Linked DNA regions of Homo sapiens: region 1 is linked to region 2. Evidence: chromatin contacts called from ENCODE Hi-C data. All regions are on one chromosome and are shown on one strand. Each heading gives the region's core, a stretch centred on a gene start or an enhancer-like site at or near the end of the contact. The rest is flanking DNA. Distances are from core to core; before and after follow the strand shown.

What was found. A loop is a pair of places that touch in the nucleus more often than their neighbours do. Pooled maps may share reads with other maps.
Region 1: a map of ascending aorta shows a loop between it and region 2 (7-fold over the local background). The contact joins the promoter of LINC01972 here to the promoter of ACAP2 in region 2. A Hi-C loop is called at or near these places in 4 of 168 maps with a recorded cell type or tissue (CD4-positive, alpha-beta memory T cell, CD8-positive, alpha-beta T cell, ascending aorta and 1 more), 3 of 37 single-sample maps with no recorded cell type and 17 of 50 pooled maps.

Annotation. Positions count from the first base shown.
Region 1 is chr3:194,765,995-194,772,504 of GRCh38, reverse strand. LINC01972 (long intergenic non-protein coding RNA 1972) reads left to right here and starts at 3,796. Exons shown (of 3, transcript NR_146990.1): 1 at 3,796-3,869; 2 at 3,988-4,090. The region is part of intron 3 of LINC01968 (long intergenic non-protein coding RNA 1968); the gene reads right to left. It overlaps LOC105374292 (a long non-coding RNA gene), which reads right to left. Exons shown (of 6, transcript XR_001741084.2): 3 at 234-349. RefSeq lists enhancers at 2,796-2,895, 3,011-3,305 and a silencer at 3,066-3,165.
Region 2 is chr3:195,440,725-195,446,757 of GRCh38, reverse strand. It overlaps ACAP2 (ArfGAP with coiled-coil, ankyrin repeat and PH domains 2), which reads left to right and starts at 3,738. Exons shown (of 23, transcript NM_012287.6): 1 at 3,738-3,963. The coding sequence starts at 3,911. RefSeq lists silencers at 3,374-3,873, 3,994-4,213, 4,234-4,283 and enhancers at 3,695-4,194, 4,734-4,823.

The DNA.
Region 1 (6,510 bases), core at 2,547-5,046, 670 kb after region 2:
ATGAGCCAGGACTCCTGCTCCTGGACCCAAGTGCCAGGACTAAAAGACTAGAGGGGGAACTTACACAGGGGAAAGGTGGCCTTAGGGCAGGCAGTGAGCCAAGAACCCCTTCCCAGGAGCTGGACCCAGAGTGATTCTTCAGTCCCTCCCAATAATGTCCCTGGGAATAAAACTCCCCATCTCCCGACGCCCTTCTCCATATATCCAAACCCTGCACATCCCACAAGGCTCACCTCAGATGCCAGCTCCTCCTTTCATCTTCCCATCAAACACCCCGACTCTAACCAGACGTGAGCTCTCTGGCCTCTTGGGGACTCTGCACTTCTTCATGGCTCAGGTCAGACTGCATCTGGAATTACAGTTAGATGTGCGTATACCTTCTTGATGACCCCTGACCATGAATTCCTTGGGCTTATCTTGCTCCTTCTCCTGACTCCCTCGCTCAATGCCCAGCCTAGGACCTGACTCAAATGCATTCAACAAACACAGGCTGGATTGCTGACATCCCTTTGCTTTTTGCCCACTAGCATTACAAGACCACATTGCTTACTGTTAGCCAGCACCAGGGCCTTCCCCACAAAGCAGACATACTTCCCTGTCTCCTTTCCACTTCTTTTGGATGAACAAGAACAGCCTCTTGCGCCTCCTTATTGCAAACTTCCTGGACACCCCCCACTGTCTCAGATAATCACCAGGGCTGAGGGGCATTCTCCAAAGCCCAGGAGGCCCTCAGTAGATAGGGTGTTGTTTGATGGACAGCTTTCCCTCCTGCGAAGCCCTGGTGAACAGCTCTAATGTCACCAGCAACTGCCATCTGACTCCCTAACACTGGCTGGAAGTCTTTTCCTATTTGCCCCCAGGAATGCCAAACTCAGTGAGCTGAGCTCTTCTTACAGCTGTCTGACTCCTTTGCATCAAACATTCCTCCTGAGATTGTAAGAACTAGAATGACTAGTTCCAGCCACTCACCTTCTTCTGCCTATGAGGAAGAATCCAATTAATGCCAAAATAGCCTATACTGTTCCAAAAGTCTGGCCTTTTCCAAAAACCCTAGCTCTTTCCACAAAGAAGCTCAAGAAGCTCCAGAAGAAATTCAGTGTTCTCCTCAAAAGCAGACACCAACTTGGTGGACCATAGGTGCATCCTGCAGAATCCCTAACAAGTAAGTGATTCAGAATGGAGGGGCTGAAAGAGAAGCAAATAGCCCCATGAGCCTGAGCCAGAGAAGCGGATGCTTGCAGACCTTGGAGAAAGTTTTCACCACCCTCATCAGCCCCATGGTTTCCCATTGTCTACAAAAAAGTTAGATTATTTTGTTCAGGATTCAGATACTTCACATCATGACTCCTATCATTCTAGTCTCATCTCCTTCTAAACTTCCAAGCCACTAGCCCCCTTGGAGCATTCATGCCTTTCAAATACACCCAACCCATTCCATTTACATGTTTTGTTCCAGCTACTGAAACATCTTTTATCTTAGGTTGGATTCTCAGACCCTTAGACAAGGATTCAAGTGCAAGTATATTTGGGACAGAAAAAACCAGCAGGATAGTGGGGAACAAAAAGAAGTCAATAAAGGGTACTTTTTTCAGCAGGTTCCCATTGTAGCAACTAACAGTTGATCCTACCTGGGAGACAGTGTAGGGCTCACTTCAGAATTGTCCTCAGCCAAGAGTAGAGAGAGGAAGTTGTGGGTATTTGTCCACCACTCCCATCAGTCACAGGTGTGGGTTTCTGCTGGGCGGGAGGGACATGGACTCTTCGGCATGCAAGTTCAGCTTGCACCAGTGAAAAGCCAAGGGGACACGGGCAGTGGGCCAAGGGGTCTGCTCCCCCTTTACGTCCCTCCTCCTTTCCCCACCACCACTTTTTAGTTTACCCAAATGACCCACTCATCAGGGTTCAATGCCATCTCCTCCCAAAAGCTTTTCTAACCTTTCATCAGAACCAATGACTCTTTCCTTTGGTTTCCACAAACAATCAGAGTACAACTGTGAGAAAAATCCTTTAGGTTTTACCCTTCACTCTGCTTAAGAGTGAAAGTCTTAATTGACAACTGGGCAGAATGGTGTTGGCGCGGCCAGGCGCGGTGGCTCATGCCTGTAATCCCAGCACTTTGGGAGGCCGAGGCAGGCAGATCACGAGGTCAGGAGGTCACAAGGTCAGGAGATCGAGACCATCCTGGCCAACATGATGAAACCCTGTCTCTACTAATAATACAAAAAATTAGCTGGGCATGGTAGCACGCGCCTGTAGTCCCAGCTACTCGGGAGGCTGAGGCAGGAGAATGGTGTGAACCCGGGAGGCAGAGGTTGCAGTGAGCCAAGATTGCACCACTTCACTCCAGCCTGGGCAACAGAGTAAGACTCTGTCTCAAAAAAAAAAAAAAAGAAAGAAAGAATGGTGTTGGCTCTCGTTCTCATTCCTTGATTTATTTCCTTTCTGCTTTGCATGAGGTGGTGTCTGTGACCCATGTACTCATAGCAAGTCTTTGAACCCATCAACATTAGAAATTAGAAAATACCTCTCAAAAAGCAGCATTGATTCTGTTGCCTAAATATATTCTTATTGCAAAAATAAAAATGTAAATGATGTCATTTGAAGCAGTGCATGGTTATTGCTCTTATAATACAATAGTAAGTCTTATTTGCATAAAGAGATATCTACAGTCCTATAAAAGTAAGAATGAATACCTAAATCCAAACTGCTCCTTCAAGTTACCTGGAACTGTGATATTTGCATACACCGAACCATCTACTCTTGTTCTGAAGAGGAGAGAATGAAAACTAAAGGAAACAAAGAATCAAAGAAGCCTTGAACCCACGGTGAGTGGAACCCTGAAGTGATCGGAGGACAGACTGGCATGTGGCAACCTTATTCTGTTCCTTCAAAGCAGCTACTGAATGTTGCGGTGAGCCCGGGAAGAGGACTGTCCTGCCTGCAGTCCTACAGAGGGAAGAGCTGTGCTTAATAAGTTAAAAAGCTGGGGCTTCTACCAAGCCACAGAAGAAGCCGGAGACAGTGTGTGCACATCTGCAAGCAAACAGACGCGTGTCTAACCCGGGGCGGCCGCGCTTCCCCTGCTTAGAAATCCATCATCTACAAGGGGTGGGGCCTGAGGAGCGCAACTCTCACTTGTTACTTTAGAAATCAATCATCTACAAGGGGTGGGGCCTGAGGAGAGCGGGCTTCCCCTGCTTAGAAATCAATCATCCAGAAGGGGTGGGGCCTGAGGAGCTTGGCTCTCACTTGTTACTTTAGAAATCAATCATCTACAAGGGGTGGGACCTGAGGAGGGCGGGCTTCCCCTACTTAGAAATCAATCACCCACAGGGGGTGGGGCCTGAGGAGCGCGGCTCTCACATGTTACTTGAGTTTTACCCAGCAGGTGGGAAGTCCAGAAGGCTGACTCGGTCTCTAAAATGCAGCAGAACCTGTGGCGACCACAGCCACCCAACAGCAAAAGAGGCAGCAGAGGCTGGGTGAGCACAGGACTGAGAATTCATGGAGAAAGTTCTTGAATTTAAGGGAGAGGTGAGACCATTTAATTGGCCAAAAAGGCCCAACTCTAAGAGCCGACCTGCAAGAAGCCAGCCCGGCAGCTTCTCCCATCACCACTCCCAGCTGCAGGTGGGCTGCCTGCTGTCCTTACCTCCCAGACAAGGGGGATCATGTCCTCCTTGGGGTCACCGTGGACCAGTGCGCACTTCTGTGGCCTGTTTTGCTCGCTGCACTTACCTACTGTGACACCACTGTTGCCGACACAGCCACCTCCGTGCGGGGGGTCCCTGGGGCAGACGCCCTGCTATCCTCATCTTAGGATACCCAGTTCCCAACACAGTGCCTGCTGCAAATTATCAGTAATAACAGTAAGTCTTTGTCACGTAATGAGTTACCTTTCAGTCTCTCTGCAGTCTCTTTCCTCCCAATGCCCCTTGGCTGCTCCCGAAGCCCTGACTCCTGACCTCCTGCCCCTTCTGTCTCCAGGGCCATTAACTCCCCTGCTGGTCCCTATCCATGGAGCCCATTGACAGATGAGTTTGATTCTGGACCTAAGAAGGACAGTTAACAGACACAGATATCTTTTAAGGTGAGGAGTGGGTATCGGATACCTGAAAGAGAAAAAGCCTACCAAAACCAACCTTATCTTCCTACCAATCTACCCACTAAGAGAGAGAAACCAGAATATTTTTGCCGGAGAATTATAATAGAGACTCACATCTACCCTCCTTCCTTCACTCAAAAGCCCTGCCCATCCCTCAGCACACATCTCAAAGAGGAACTGCCCCATGAAGCATTCCTGATCCCCAGCCAGGTGTGATGGTCTGTCCTGCGAGCCCCCCACAAGGTACCTTTTCTATGGCACTCACAATTTACTGCCTTCTACTGGATTATCAGTGACCAGACTACAGGTCCTGGTGGGCAGGGGCTGGGTCTGATTCACTGTGGTCCCACCTCACCCCAGCTCTACTCCCACCCCAGGCCCTGCCCAAGACGGGAGGTAAGCTGACTACATTGGTTTGAATAGGGTAAAAGGAAGGACAGCCAAGAGCATAATGCGGCTCAGATGAATTTCAGTTTAACTTTCCCAGAAGTTAAACTTCCCACTCATCAAGGTTCAATGCCTTCTCCTCCCAAAAGCTTTTCTAACCTTTCGTCAGAACCCATGACTCTTTCCTTTGGTTTCCGCAATCAGAGTACAACTGTTGGAAAAATCCTTTAGGTTTTGCCCTTCACCCTCTTAAGAGTGAAAGTCTTCATTGACAACTGGGCAGAATGGTGTTGGCTCTGAGCCAGCCTCTGAGTTCTGAGGCTGAGGGAGGTGCTATCCACCTGGCCCAGGACCTCCCGTCCTGGGCTCTTGGCAAGGCAGCTGACTCTCCCTGTCCTCTCCTAGCCCTACCACAACATTCCTGGGCATATCATCCCACTCACAAGGAGGATTCTTCTAGTGTTTATGAAGGCAGGGTTGGGCAAGACCCGAGAAGTGAGGAGCTAACAGACGGCTCTCCCCCAAGGCTGGTGTCCCCTCCTGCAGCATGGCTGCCAACTAGCCCCCCAGCCTCGGCTGCAACAACCCCACCCATGGGGAGCTAACAGCACTGCTCTTAGACAGCGGCGTCCGTGGGGCACTTTGCTTAGACCCACATCCTCCCTCCCAGCCCAGTTCCACCTCTTTGGGCTGCACAGAATGAATCTGCTTCCTTCCCCAGGTAGCCCCCTTCGGATATCTGGGACAGCTCTCGTGTCCTGTTGTGTCTTTCTCCAGTGTACACATTCTAGGCTCTCACAGTGTTTTTCACTTTGTCCCAGCAAGGCTATTGTTTTTAAGTGCTCTTGAAAGAACCTTCTCTGCAAGGTCAAATAGAAATGAGTAGTCAAGTTAGCACTGACCCGACCCCTCGTTGCATCTCAGCAAGAGCAAATACTTTCACATCTCTCCAGTGGTGCAAAACTAACTGGCAAGAGTCACATTCACACACACACTTGCTCAAATTATGCCAATAAAAGGAAGTTGCGAAAGTGTGAAGACAGCGTAAGGTTTCTGGTTTCGTAGAAAAACAGAGGGGTTAGCCCCCAATTCAAATTTTTTTTCTTTGATCTATGTTTAAAGAAAGCCCTGAGAGGACGGAGAGAGGTTGATTAACCGGTCAAATATACAATTAGATCGAAGAAATAAGACCTAGTGTTGGATAGATCAGCAGGATGACTATAGTTTACAATAATCTATTGTACATTCCAAAACAGTTAGATAGGAATAATTTGAATGATTATAGCATAAAGAAAAGGCAAATATTTAAGGTGGTGGATATCTGAATCACCCGGATTTGATGTTTACACACTATGTCAACATACCAAATTATCAAAGGTATCCCAAAAATATGTATACCTATTATGCATCAATTTTATTTTTTTTATTTCAATAGCTTTAGGGGTACAAGTGGTTTTTGGTTCCATGGATGAATTGTATAATGGTGAAGGCTGAGATTTTAGTGCACCCATCACCTGAGTAGTGTACACTGTACCCAATATGTAGGGTTTTTTTGTTTTGTTTTGTGGTTTGTCTTTGTTGTTGTTGTTGTTTTGTTTGTTTGTTTGTTTGAGATGGAGTTTCGCTCTTGTTGCCCAAGCTGGAGTGCAATGGCACAATCTCGGCTCACTGCAACCTCCACCTTCCAGGTTCAAGCGATTCTCCTGCCTCAGCCTCCTGAGTAGCTGGGATTACAGGCGCCTGCCACCATGCCCAACTAATTTTTTGTATTTTTAGTAGAGATGGGATTTCACTATGTTGGCCAGGCTGGTCTCGAACTCCTGACCTCAGGTGATCCAACCACCTCAGCCTCCCAAAATGCTGGGATTACAGGCTTGAGCCACTGCGCCTGGCCCCAATATGTAGTTTTTTATCCCTCACCTCCCTCCCTCCCTGCATCTGAGTCTCCAAAATTCATTATACCACTCTGTGTGTCTGTGTGTACCCATAGCTTAGCTTAGCTCTCACTTATAAGTGAG
Region 2 (6,033 bases), core at 2,489-4,988:
CCCTGAAACTTATTTTTATAACCTGTGCAATGTTCTGTAATATTTTGAAAGGCTTGTCAATATTTGAAAACAGGGAGATTTCACATGAAAATCTGGCTGTTTGGCGTCTCTCATTAAATCTGAGGTCTGGTATGGCAGGAACTGACTGGAGCTGAGAAGGACACAGGGCACATGCTTTCTGTTCGTCATAGCCTCCACCACCGCATGCTGCTCACACCTGGAAAGTTTCATTGTTTTATATTACCCACTGGGAGCCTCTAGAGGAATCAGTAGCAATGATAGATTGTATGCAAACCAGGTTCACAGGGGAACAGAACCTAGAGGAAAGCAGAAAGGAAAGTTGATGGGGTTGGGCAAGTAGGAAAGAGAGAGGATGCAGATGACAAGAGAGAAAACCAGTCCTAAGAGTTGCCTGAGTTTCTGCCCTTGTCAGTTCCAGTAGTGCCCACAGTCACCCTCATTGTAATTTCCTTTTCTTGAGATAATTTGCAACGCAATTAGCCAGGCTAAGGCAGGGAGTTACTAGAAATTGCTGGATAACAGCAACAAGGAAAGTAAGACAGTGTAAGCCTTTTGCTGACTATGTATCCTGACCAAGGAGTACCAGGGAGGAGAGATTGAACAACCTCTGCTCAAGAGGATGTATGGTCAACAATGTTCTCAGAGGAAATCAGCAGCTTTCTATGAAGAACTATGGGTGTCCAGGGTTCCAGAGGGTTTGTAGAGAGGGACTGAGAAGTTTGGGGAGAAGAAATTTGGAAGACATTTAAAGTTTGGTACTTTATATTCTTTTAGAGTGCAGACTGGGCCTAGTAAGGAACTTTTACTGTGTGTTGAATAGAGAGGTTTGTATTTCGGCCAAGAAAGCTTCCTGAGGGGGTGGCATAAGAGTGGTGTTTTAAAGAGAAGATGAAAGGGAGATTGCTACACGGGCAGACAGAGTTACAACTGCAAAGGCAGAATTCTTAAGGGGAGGGAGGACAGTTAGTAGTTCGGATCTGGCATCAGGCAGCCTGTGTTTGGCCTGAGTCACCTGGTAATTTATTTTCATATGTTGGGACCTTGGTTTCCATTATTATATAAAAATACAAAAATTAGCCAGGTGTGGTGGTGCATGCTTGTAATCCCAACTACTCGGGAGGCTGAGACAGGAGAATCACTTGAACCTGGGAGGCAGAGGTTGCAGTGAGCCAAGATTGTGCCACTGCACTCCAGCCTGGGTGGTAGAGCAAAACTTCTTCTCAAAAAAAAAAAAAAAGATGAGGATAATAATATTGTATTTCTTTTATTCTAAGACCCACTGCTCCCACCCCATCCCACTTTAATGTTTCTTTATTTAGGACCTATCTTAGAATTGACACCCCCAAATGCTTGCTTTATCACAGGGCAAGGAAGAAAAATTGTGACAGTGTTATCACTAACTGGGTATATGCAAATTTAGCCATCCACAGAAAGATGTTCACTTGGTAATTAGCTTAGTTATTTGCCTTTGTGGTGCCATGCAGTTGAATATTAATTTGAACCCCAAAGTGTCACTTTAGGTATCTTCTAAAAGGCTACACTGTGATTAAGTATTAAAATAATAAGTTATTGTATATGCAGATTAGCTGTCACACATCAGGAACGCAACCAAATATAGTAGAGATTGCCAACTGTCTTGGTAAATTTGACATTGAAGTTACAATGTTAGGGAAGGTTGGCCTGACCACTAATGTGCTTGAGGACCCTGAACATTTAACAGTCAATAGTCTGTTTTTAGCTATCAAGAAAAGCTGTGTGGTTTCCAGGAATACACAATTAAAAAAGAAATCAAGTTTATAAGCAAAGAATAAATGAATATAATGCTTCTATATTCTCTGAAATGCCTCAGAATTATACTGTTAATTTTCCTTTTTCCTTTTTTTTTCTTTTGATACAGTGTTTTGCTCTGTCTACCCAGGCTGGAGTGCAGTGGCACAATCATGGCTCACTGCAGTCTTGACTTCCTAGGCTTAAGTGACCCTTCCACCTCAGCCTCATGAGTAACTGGGACTATAGGCATGTGCCTGGCTAATTTTTTGTATATTTTTGTAGAGTTGTAGAGACAGGATTTCACCATGTTGCCCAGGCTGGTCTGGAACTCCTGGAGCAAGGAATCTGCTCACCTCGGCCTCCCAAAGTGCTGGGATTACAGGTGTGAGCCACCATGCCCTGTCTATACTGTTAATTTCTAAAGATGCTAAAGAGATCAAGATATCTCTTGATGGGTTACGAAAAACAGTATGTCATCACGCTATACTTAGCCAGACGGTCAGAAAGTTATATTAAGACTTTAGAAGGCTGGGTGTGTGGCTCACACCTGTAATCTCAGCATTTTGGGAGGCTGAGACAGAAGGATCACTTGAGGCCATGAGTTTGAGACCAGCCTGGGGAACGGAACGAAATTGTTTGATTGTTTTTGAGACAAACAAAAACTTCAGACAGTGAAAGTGAGAGAACTTAGACTTAAGCCCTTTGATTATAGTACTGAAGAGGCAAATGGTACAATTAAAATAGCCAACATTTACTGAATGATCGATATGTGGCACTGTGTTAACCGGACAACTTCATCAGATCTGTGTGTTATGTTCATTTTAAAGTGAGAAAGCTGGGACCTAAATCCAGGAAGTTTGCCTCCAGATTCTCACTCAGAGCCACTATGCTGTTAGAACACCCTGTATATTCATTTTTATAGATACGCCCGTGTTTTTTAGGTTGGCTTAAAAATTACTCATTACATATAAGACATCTTTGTACTTTTTACAATCAATGGCATCTTAAAATGAAGGAGTATGGTAAATACCTGCCGTGAGGATCAGATGATAAGTATCTTAAAGTGCTTCTAGAAAAAGTGTGGATTAGAGGGGCAGGTGTTGCAAGGTGAGTACGATGAGCCTGGTCTTCAGAACCCCACCATGGCAGAACAGTGAAAACCACCAGGAGCAAAGTGTCAGTGAGGGGGAATGCTTTCGGCAGTTTTGAGAGGAGTTCCTCCACACGAAGCACCCTACCTCCCATACCTGCCTAAATCTTTCTATGTCCAACCCAAACGGCAGCTCCTTCAGGAAGTGGTCTCTGGCTATATGAGAAGATGTACATGGGAGCAATTTCCAGATTATGAAGCTATGGAACAAATACATGAAAGATGGATTTTATCACTAAAGTTATCCTCGCTCCTCTTCTGGCCTCAGTTTCTCTAAACTGAAAGGAATAGGTGGCTTAGCCTATCTCTTCCTTTTATAATTTCTGCCTCTAACCTCTTCAGATTTCTGCCAATCTGCTTTGAAAAGCAAATTTCCTTCCTCAGACCTGCAGGAGACTGCTCCTCTGGGCTGGCAGCTCAGCAGGGCGGGGCTCGGGGAGCAGGAGAAGAGGCGGGGGCTCGGAGGGAAGCGCGGCCGCAGCCACGTGACTTCCTTCCCAAGGAACCTCAGCTGCCGGCCTCCCAGCAACCGGTGCGTCCCGCCTAGCGACGCCCGCGCATCCCGGTTGGCCCTCGGGGGCGGTTGTGGCAAGGAGGTGCCCACGGTCGCGCTGCTCATTGGCTCGGGTTGCCGTCGCTCAGACCCGTTGCCCGGGCGCCCGCAGGCGGTGCTGCCGGATGCCCCGCCCCTTGGCCGCCAGGTTCGTGGCTGGCTGGCCGCTGCTGTCACTCCCCGGCCGTTTCCCTGCGGCCAGCGCTCTACTTGGGGCGGGAGGAAGAGGGGCGGGACTGGGGCCTGACTAGTCGTCGCCGTCTTCGCGGCTGCTATGACCAGCGGGCGAGGCGCCCTTCGCAGCTCCGCGCAACGCTAGTCGCGGCCGTGCGCCCGCCGTAGCCGTCTGCGTCCCAGCGCGGCCGCTCCCGCGGCCCCCTCGGCTTTGCCAGCGCCGCCTGCGAGGCGGAGGCAGGATGAAGATGACTGTGGATTTCGAGGAGTGTCTGAAGGACTCGCCCCGCTTCAGGTAACCGGCACGGCCGCCCGGCGTCACCGCGGAGCTGCCTTCCCGGCGCTGGGGGCGTGAAAGCCGGGCCCGCGCACCCGGAGGAGGCCCCGCCGTCCGCTCCTTCCGACGGGGCGAGCGGCTGTTGCCGCCGTTTCCCACCCTGCGAGGGCACTGCAGTCCCCACCGAGCCCTCCCGAGGGGCGACGAAGTGGCGGGGACGGGGACGTCGCCTCTCATTTCTTTCCTTGCCCTCTGCCGGGGCGGAGCGCCCCGAAGGCCGGCGCACCCTCTCCCGCTGGGGGAAATGGGGTGCAGCCGCGCTCCCGAAGTCCCGTCCCCTTCGCGGGCGCTCGCTCTCGCCCCCTTCCTCCTCTGGCTGCTCTTCCTTCCCCCTTCCTTCCGCCCCTTCTTGGTTTCCACCCCCTCCCCACCCCCTCTTTGAGGGAGCTTTCAGGGCATCCTCTTGCAGTTCATTTAGTTCCTCTTTGCGCTTTTCTGCCCCCCTTCCCCGGGGAGGAGAGAGTAGGGGGCGAACTGGGACGCCGACTTCTGCTTCGCGGTGCCCCCGGCCAGAGCGACTCTCCGGAGGGCGCCCGCGGTGGATGCGTGCGGGAATCGCGGGGGGAAGCGCTGTGATCAACCGCATTCCGTGGACCCTAGTTGGTGACTACCTGCTTTTCTTTCCACTTAAGCTCGTTGAAGGGGGCACAGCTGTCGAGAGGTACCGGGCTGAGGGCGGAGGACTAGCAGAAAAGTGCATTTCTGTTTTGAGAACGGAAGTAGGAGGGCCGTGAAGATTGCCTGTGTGTTCCTCTTCCAGCAGCCTCTGCCCAGGAGGGCCCGGATCACAGTCGGATGCTCCCAGTGGATCTGTCACAGAGTTGACATGGGGGCACTCCGATTCACATGGGTTGCCCTTCTTTCTATGTGAGAGGCGGTCGTCCTGAGGCCGTCCAGGACACAGGTTCTTTCTGTTTTGAGGATAGTAGGAAAGTCTTGAGTTGTTTTGGACAATGGAGTTTTTCTAGGTTGCGTTTTACAGTGTATTTATTTACAGGGCTGGTCATAGTCCTTACAAATATAAGGCCTTAACACTTCCGTTAGATAGTGACATTTCTTGAAGCTTCCTCTGAGCACTGGCGTGTGTGTGCCCGCTAATGTCTGGGCCAAGCCTGGATTGTAAATTGCATCCTCTGCCTGGGAACTAACTGTTCTCATCCTTAACACTGTTAATTGGATTTCTTATTCTCCTTTCAGCGAAAAAGAAAAGAATTGTAAAACTAAGGAACTGCTACTTAGAGAAAATTTAAGAACGCTTTTTGCGTTTGCCCTTTGATGATTTTTGGGTATTAATTTTATTGGAGCCTAGGGCTATTATTTAAAAAAACCCACTTCCTTTGATAGCTGTTGTTGCGATTCATTTTTGAAACTTTTATGTTCTGCATTATTGAAGGACTCAAGAGACACAAATAGATTTCCTAGGACAGGCGTGCAGGTTGGTTTCCAGGACAGCATGGCAAGTGGAGTAATTTTTAAAGTGCACCTTAGAAAGTTCAGCTTTTTGTGAAATTTTGTTACTATGACTCAGCTATTTATTTTTAAGTGAAATAATCACAGCATTTTTCCCTTAGAAGATGTAGCTTTGAACTCCCTTTGTTTCACATTAATTTTTTTTTTTTTTTAAGTTGAGAGAAGTGATTTGGAAATACTTCTAGCTACTGGGGTTGGTCACAAACCATGTGATGTCTTTGTTTTTGAAATAAAGAAATCATTGAATATAAAATAAGAGGGCAACATACTGATTAAGTTGTAGGGAATATTATAGTGAACTTTTGTTAAACTTGATTGTAACATAAATTCTATGTTAATTAAAATATTACAGGTTTTCAGGAGTTGTTTCCCATATTCCAATTATTGTTAGCTGCAAATTGGGAAGAGATGCCAAAATTTCAATAACTTCAACATCTTATATACATTTTGGGGACAAATTAGATTTGCAATAGAGGGAAGACTGCCGAGAAATAGAAGTTTCATTATTCATATTCTTAATTTTTTATAGTTTTTCCATAATCCTATTACTATGAGGAT